Regions from separate parts of the Homo sapiens genome. Here region 2 is linked to region 1. The links are chromatin contacts, found by Hi-C or POLR2A ChIA-PET in ENCODE. All regions are on one chromosome and are shown on one strand. Each heading gives the region's core, a stretch centred on a gene start or an enhancer-like site at or near the end of the contact. The rest is flanking DNA. Distances are from core to core; before and after follow the strand shown. Region 1 overlaps CDHR3 (cadherin related family member 3). Region 2 overlaps ATXN7L1 (ataxin 7 like 1).

Evidence for each region. A loop is a pair of places that touch in the nucleus more often than their neighbours do. ChIA-PET counts read pairs that join two places held with the same protein, here RNA polymerase II (POLR2A). Pooled maps may share reads with other maps.
Region 2: a loop to region 1 is called in a map of IMR-90, with 10 times the contacts of the local background. The contact joins two enhancer-like sites. A Hi-C loop is called at or near these places in 1 of 168 maps with a recorded cell type or tissue (IMR-90) and 9 of 50 pooled maps. POLR2A ChIA-PET finds 5 or more read pairs at or near these places in 2 of 52 experiments (GM10248 and T-cell).

The regions. Positions count from the first base shown.
Region 1 is chr7:106,007,567-106,011,536 of GRCh38, forward strand. The region is part of intron 8 of CDHR3 (cadherin related family member 3); the gene reads left to right. Among named protein-coding and RNA genes, the nearest start is that of CDHR3, 46 kb to the left of the region's middle. RefSeq lists a silencer at 1,995-2,184. Within about 2 kb of position 2,230, at least 8 of the 41 ENCODE cell types and tissues checked have a DNase peak (open chromatin) inside an H3K27ac peak, as active enhancers do; they include IMR-90, where a contact is called at or near this core.
Region 2 is chr7:105,794,194-105,798,002 of GRCh38, forward strand. The region is part of intron 2 of ATXN7L1 (ataxin 7 like 1); the gene reads right to left. Among named protein-coding and RNA genes, the nearest start is that of ATXN7L1, 81 kb to the right of the region's middle. RefSeq lists enhancers at 278-1,477, 2,547-3,047. Within about 2 kb of position 1,323, at least 11 of the 41 ENCODE cell types and tissues checked have a DNase peak (open chromatin) inside an H3K27ac peak, as active enhancers do; they include IMR-90, where a contact is called at or near this core.

The DNA.
Region 1 (3,970 bases), core at 980-3,479:
ACCAGTCTCTTTGCTAAAACATAACAAGAGTCACCTTTGCTCCAGTTCCCAACAAGTTCCTCATCTCCATCTGAGACCACCTCAGCCTGGATTTAATTGTCCATATCATGAACAGCATTTTGGTCAAAGCCATTCAACAAGTCTCTAGGGAGTTCCAAACTTTCCCACATTTTCCTGTCTTCTTTTAAGCCCACCAAACTGTTCCAACCCCTGCCTGTTACCCAGTTCCAAAGTTGCTTCCACATTTTCAGGTATCTACAGCAGAGCCCCACTCTATTGGTACCAATTTACTGGATTAGTCCATTTTCATACTGCTAATAAAGACATACCCGAGACTGGGCAATTTACAACAGAAAGAGGTTTAATGGGCTTACAGTTCCACGTGGCTGGGGAAGCCTCACAATCATGGCAGAAGGCAAGGAGGAGCAAGTCATGTCTTACGTGGATGGCAGCAGGCAAAGAGAGAGCTTGTGCAGGGAAACTCCCCCTTATAAAGCCATCAGATCTCATGGGACTTAGTCACTATCACAAGAACAGCACAGGAAAGACTTGCCACCATGATTCAATTTCCTCCTACTGGGTCCCTCTCACAACATGTGGGAGTTCAAGATGAGATTTGGGTGGGGACACAGCCAAACCATATCAGATACCAACCAACTCCCTTGCCTTCCAGCTTCTAGTTGGCCAATGGGGAGTCCTGGAAAGAGAAGGAGAGGAGGGTCAGGCTCTCTCTTTGTGAGCTGGGTGCATCCCTTCCCTGCCTGAAGATCTCCATTCCCAAAAGCAGCTCTCTGTCGCAGGACCTGCTTCCTCCACTGGCTTCCCTGGGCCTAGTGGTGGTAAGGGTGCTTCACTCTCACGAGCCCTGAGATATTGCACCATCTGATGAGATTTCCATATACTCTGTGAGCACCTTCTTCATAGTCCCTTTACTGACCCCTCCTAGAATGATCCTAATTCACCAGCTGCTTCCTGCTGACACCCCAATAACGTCAGTCACAATCTTAAGCATGTAGTAGGTTCCTATCCCAACCTAAGCCCTACAAGTCCATTAGATGGGTGGGGACAGCTGCATGGGTAGTTAGGATTGTGACTTCCACACCTTTACGTGCATAAATTGAGAGATGTCTGGGCCCAGGGGATGGAGTGGAGACAATTTGCAGCATCACACTTACACTTTCTTTGACATTTTAAATCTGTGCTAGAACTCTTGGGTGGTTCCAGTACATCCTGGGAAGCTCCTGCCCTCTTCTGCCCTCCTGCTCTTCCTTGTTCCTCTGCCCTAAGAGGTAGGGGGTGAAGGTTAAGAAGTGAGAATGCCTGGAGAGGGCTGTGCTGTCTCAAATCTTCCTTGTCCATTTTCTCTCTTCAGTGCATATCTGTTAATTGTATATTTGGCTTCCTGCAGTCCAGAGTCCCCTGGAGTATGGGAGGACAGTTTGCAGACTGTGTTCCATATTAGCTGGTGAAACTGCAATTCGAATATCCTAGACTGTCCAGGCAAGACCAAACAGAGTCCTGCACTTGATAATCTTCCCTCCAGATTAGCCCTGAAGGCCAATGTGAAATCCGTAGCTGGACTAACTGCATTTATTACTGAAGATAATCTAACCAAGGCTCAAGTTCCCTCTTTGGGCTCTTCTAGCGGGAGGAACTCTCAGCCACCCTATGAACGCCAAGATGTGAGGAAGGGCAACGAAAGGGACCCCTCCTCTGCAGTTCCAGGGGCGGAGGTCTTCAGCCTAAAGCCCAGCCTCGCGTCCCAAGGCTGCATAAGGGCGGGTGCGGAGAGGGCTGAGAAGCCCTGACCTGCAGCACCCGCCATCCTCCCAGCCTTATACCTTCTCCAGTCCAACTATGTCAAAGCCAAGCACGCAAGCAGGTCAAAACAGAACAAAGTGACAATGGCATGGTTCTGCCACAGTCTCTGACACTTGCTCTTGAATGTTTGTTCCTTCCTTGGAGGCTGTGGGCGCGGTCTCTGCTGTGGAGTTCTTGAGAGCAGGTGGCAGAGCGGGTGAGGTCAGCGCGGCTGCTGGAGGCGGTGTGCTGTGCTCCCGCAGGGAGGAGGGCGGCGTGGAGGAGGCGGGCGCCCCCTGCTGCCCGCGCGGGCTCCTGCAGGCTCCCAGCCTTTCGTACCGTGGCCCCTGAGGCTTTCCCAGGCTGATGATGAATGAGCCCAGGGCCCGACGGAGGCATCCGAGGCACGTGACAACCCCCGCTCTGGTTGTAAATTGTCAGGCGATTCAGTGAAAGCGCTTTGCAAGCTGTTTGTGAGCAAGAGGCGGAGCAGTTTGGCTGATTCAGAATGGGCTGGACACAGTCAACTTTGCATGGGGAGAGAAACATGGTCTGATGGCTGGGAGCGAGGGCAGCTCGCTTTTGAGGCAGGGATTGCTGAATGAGGGGAGTGGCTTTCCAAGTTAGGCGTTTAGGGGAAGAATACCAACTGTCAGGGACGAATGAGAGAACAGGCCAAGCAGCCCTGGAGGGCCAAGTGAGGAGGCCTCTGTTGGAGTGCCTGAAATGTCTGGCTTCGGGACCTTGGATTCTTTAAATGATGCAATCTCCTGGCTTCTGCAGAGTTGAAATCAAGGCTTAGATCCCCAAACCATCTGTGAGCCTGGATACTTATGCATGGAAGTTAAAGTTTACAGTGACTCTAACACTGCAGAGGATCAAGTCTGGATACATCCACTTTCCTGGACAGGCCTTGAAAATGCTCGGAACCACTCTTTCTTCCCCTGTGCAGTGGGGACAAGAATACAAACCTCTCTGAGATGAGGAAATTAGAGATAGTGTTTTTAAAGTGCTTGGTATGATACAGCATGCAGTTGGTGTTTAATAAGTGGTGTCTCTTCTAAGTCCCTATGAATGAAACCATGACATTGTGCAATCAAGGCAGGAATGTTCAGACTCCAATCCTGCTGAAATACAGAGGTGATCTTTGCCAATGAGGCATCGTGGAGACTCCATTACACGCTCCAGCAAGCAAACCTGTTATCCTCAGTGGCCCATGACCATTCTTGCTGTCAGACTTTGCTCCGTATGCACTGAGCCCAGAGCTGATTTTATCTGCCATGAAAAGAGGATGTGGAACAAAGAAGGGAACAGAGTTTGGTTGCAGAGAGAAGTGTATGCTCCAAGAACCAGATGCTAAGATGGGATTAAATGTGCAAGGCTATTATTAGGGGAGATGCCTGTGGCAGAAAATGGGGAGAGAGATGGACAAGGCTGGGCAAGTCATCAGATCATGATGCAAGGCTGATCTGAGTGAAGGAAAGAGGGAGAAAAGGTAGTTGGACATATTCTAGGCTGCCATGCAGTTAAGGAGTGTTCAGCTAGGGCATTGGGGGTCCTGGAGCCAGTGTCAACTGACATAGGACAGGAATGAGCCTTAGTATCTTTGCCATGACCAGTTGTTGGTACGTGGCCTCACCACAAACACAGTGATGGATTTCAGAGCCCAGCAGCTGAGGCCGATGGTCAGTTATGCTCTCATGGTTAAAGGTCTTCCAGGCACATTCTCATGACAGCCACGATATATTTTTGTAAGAAATTCTACCAAGGCAAAATATGATTAAGATAGGTAGCCAAAACAAACAAAAAAGAAAGAAAAGCCGCAAATTCCTCCCTGCTTGCTCTTTATGCATGCTCCTTTGCAATGTGATTTTGCTATTAGCTCCATCAAGAGATGGGTCTCCTTGAATCTGAGCTTGACCACGTGAATTGCTTTGACCACTGGAGCATTCACAAACATGGCACAACGGAGGCTTGAAAAATGCATGTGCCTTGGGACTTGCCCTCTCTTGTTACTTTTGGAACCAGAGACCTCCATGCAATGAGCCTAGACTAGCCTCCTAGAAGATGAGGACAAGAAGAAGCAGAAATCAAGCACCTTCCCACCACCAGGCATGTGAGTGAGGCCATCCTAGACTGTCCAGCCCCAGCCAAGCTGTCAGTGACCACA
Region 2 (3,809 bases), core at 73-2,572, 210 kb before region 1:
CTGTAGTGAGAGGCTGAGCAGAATCTGAGAGTTAAGTTGGGATTTAAAGTGGTCTGAGCTGGTCCTCAGTGGTCATCCAAGAGCCTGAAGCCAGAAACTGAATCATTAATGCCATTATGCTGCAGCCAGCTAGTACCAGCTCACAAGAGCTGAAAATGTGCAATTCTTCCCAACTCTGCATTCAGTGATGCCATGTTGGTAGCTTGAATCAGCCAAGGTGGGAGTATTTACACGATGGAAATCGGCATCCACTACAAACCAGGACTTCTTCCCGCAGAGAGCTGGTTGTTAAAACATTTACACCAGCACTTCGCTGACTAGTGTCCCCTTCTAGCATCACTGCTTCCTGGCTCGATTTCTCCAGCTATAAAATGGAAAATTATATTCATCATGTACCATACTGGGACGCAGACAGGTTTTATGAACTGAACTGAAATGGAAATCATTATATTAATTTAAAATTATGGTTACCGCATCAATTATTGACCTAAGAACTTATGCCCAACAGAGCCAGGTAAACAAGTTGATCACCTCCTGTGTCAAATGAGGCTATAAATTGTCATGGGTGGGGTGGGGGATGGGGAATTAGGTTACTGGAGTTCTTTCCAATGTCTATTGACTTAATGCTTACTCATTAAAGATTATTCAGGAGATTACTCACAGATCAGGCTTGTAGCATTAAATCAGGTCTGCTTATAAATTTATCACACTCTTCTCAGTGCCTCTGTTTCGAGCAAGCAGCCCTCCACTTCCCTTACTGAACTTCTGGTACAATTCCCATTCATGGCAGAGTCCATCACATTCACGTTATCAGCTTGGTCTGGCACTCAGCCTGCTTCCCAATAGCACTGAGGTTCTCCCAGGCCTCTGTCCACTCTCACAGCCTTCCTCCCGCTGAAATCTGCTTCTCACACCCCCAGGTGGCAGAGGAGGGAGGGATGGAACAGAACTCAGTTGTGACGTAAGGAGACACAAAGTTTGGGACAACAGAATGGTTCCTACAAAAGTAAAGTACTAACTGACTTCCCAGTGTAGTTGGTAAAGTGCTTCTGAAGTCAACACTGAAAAAGAAACTGGCAGCATGGGAGCAGCGTTTTATTCCAGATAAACAGCCTTCTAGAGAGAACACTTTTGACAAGCAAAGTCATGTGTTTATAAACTTTAGTTTATATCCAATATTCACTTTTGAAAATGGTTACAGTTAAGGAAAAGGCAGGGTGACATCTCCAATTCTCTATTTACACAGGACTTGTTTCTAAGATGGGAAGACAGCTGGTTTTGTGGATTCAGGATCAAGCTAGATGCTGCGTGCCTTTGAATTTGCCCCTGGATACCTTCCAAGGCTCGAGACTTTGACATTATGAAGCAACAACTGGTGAGAGCTCAAATGATGAAAACCTTAAGAGAGACTAAATAAGGCTTGATTCCTCCCTTTTGCAAGCAGGAATTCCAGGTGAAGCACCAGATGTACAGAGAAGCTGCAAGAAGCAGACACTACTTTGAAGGCAGTCGGACAGCCTATTGGCAATCAGTGATATCTACGCTCACCATAGAGAATCCCACGGTCGGAAAAAAGAAGACAGCAAAACAGACAACCTTAAATTCTAGTTTCTTGGAAAAAATAACACAGCTCCTGAAAATGGCCTTAGATTTCAGGGTTGTGAAACTACCTCAGTCGCTATAGGAATTACAAAAATGTCAAGATGGCATACGCTATAATGCTATAGCTATTAACATAATTTTATATAATTTAAACATTATGCTTTTCATTTTAACTTACTCTAAAAGGTACTGTAATGAAAAAAATTGGGGCTGTATTTATGTTAATTTAAACATTCCAAGCTCTTTCCAGGAAGGTAGATGTGAGCTCTACCTAAAAAGTAAGTCTTAGCTGGGCGTGGTGGCTCACGCCTGTAATCCCAGCACTTTGGGAGGCCGAGGCGGGCAGATCATGAGGTCAAGAAATTGAGACCATCTTGGCTAACACAGTGAAATCCCATCCCTACTAAAAATACAACCATTAGGTGGGCGTGGTCGTGCGCACCTGTAGTCCCAGCTACTTGGGAGGCTGAGGCAGGAGAATAGCTTGAACCGTGAGGCGGAGCTTGCAGTGAACAGAGATCGCGCCACTGTAATCCAGCCTGGCAACACAGCAAGACTCTGTCTCAAAAATAAATAAATAAATTAATTAATTAAGTCTCTGCTCACTGGGAGGTAACTGGACCCACAGATCTCGGTAGGACCTACGGATGTGACAAACCTGTGACAATGGCCAGAGGACCAGGTGCTATTGATCTTCCTTGGAAAACTATCAAAAAGCTGTGCTGGTGGCTGACAGTGGTTTTGATCTGTGGGCTTCTGCTTACATGAACTCAGACAGGCCAAATTCCTGAGAAGAACAGCAACTGTAGTTCAAGGATATGTGATTCACTCCAAGCAGATTCAAATCTGGACATAGAATGGCTGGTCCTAAGAGTCTTCCTTTCCCCTAATAATCTTTATGCACTTATTATACTGTATTTATTAATTTTTCTTTTTGCTATCAGAGTTTTCAGTTGCATTTTAATCACTTAACGGTGCATGGAAAGCTTAAGGCAATATACAAAGATGTTTCTCCTTTGCTCTGACAGAATGATTTTATTTGTTCCCCAATTCTAAAATCTCCTTAAATTCATAGAACAAAACAAGTTGGTGTCTGAAAATGACCTCAGACTCGACATCTCCTACTTCCCCAGCAGAATGTTGAGCTCCCCTCTAGGAAAATGTGATCACTTTCTGTTTCTCAGATCTCTGGAAACCAAGGGCTCCATTGTGAGAGATTCAAAATCAGTGAAATCTGCAAAGGGAAAATGAAGGAAGAGAACTAGAAAAGCAAGCAGCAGCGGTGAGCTCTCCAGCATCACTCCAGCATCAAGGGGAGTGAGCGTGCGGGTGCGTGCAGGCGGCAGCAGCAAAGCTTTTCTTCTTTTGCAAACCAATGGCTAAAATGACTCCTGGCCTCTTCCTGCCACGGCTAGGCTGGAAGGCATCCCCTCCCTGGCTACAGCCCAGAGCCGGGCCTGGTAGCAGGTCAGTGCTGAGAAACACAAGGGGCAGGTGGAAGCTCCTCATTAGGCTGCATGAACAGGATGTCCGCCCCCGGACCCCAACCCCAACCACCCAACAAAACATGACCACACAAGACAGTCTCAGCCCCACTTCCTCAGGAGAAGGACCTTTAAAGACCAGCATTCAAGATGTATGGAGGCGAAGGGGCTGCACTGGGTCCCCAGGATGCTTCCTTAGGCCTCAGGTCTCGCCCAGAGTTGAGAACAAAAACTATTAGAGATGGGCCTTAAAAATGCAGTGCCTGCTTGCTGAGCCCTGGAGTTTGGAAGCCCAAGTTCAAATTTGGCATTTGGCTTATAATCTTCTCTAAGCTTGTGTTTCCACACATGGAATTAGATGACTTATTTGTGAAGAGGCTGGCACACAGAAGGGATATAAAAAATAGAACATGTTATTATCTGTGGCCTTCTTCTCATCTCTCCCACTCACCTGGCCTCTCCTCAGGGAAGCCTCCCTCTCCCCTCCTGGTGCGCCCTCACTCGGCAAAGCCCGGCAGCTTTCCTAAGGCTGTTGTGGAGTGGCTGGTTTATGTCTCTGACTCTCACCAGACGGCAATCTTCCGGAAGACAGGAATTGTGACTTATCGCCCTTCCTATCTCCATAGTCAAACAGTCTGGCATGTGGTAGCTGCTTAATCAATGGTAATATGTTAACTAGGCTGAGGTTCCCAAGAAGTTGATTTATTTTCCATACTCATTCAT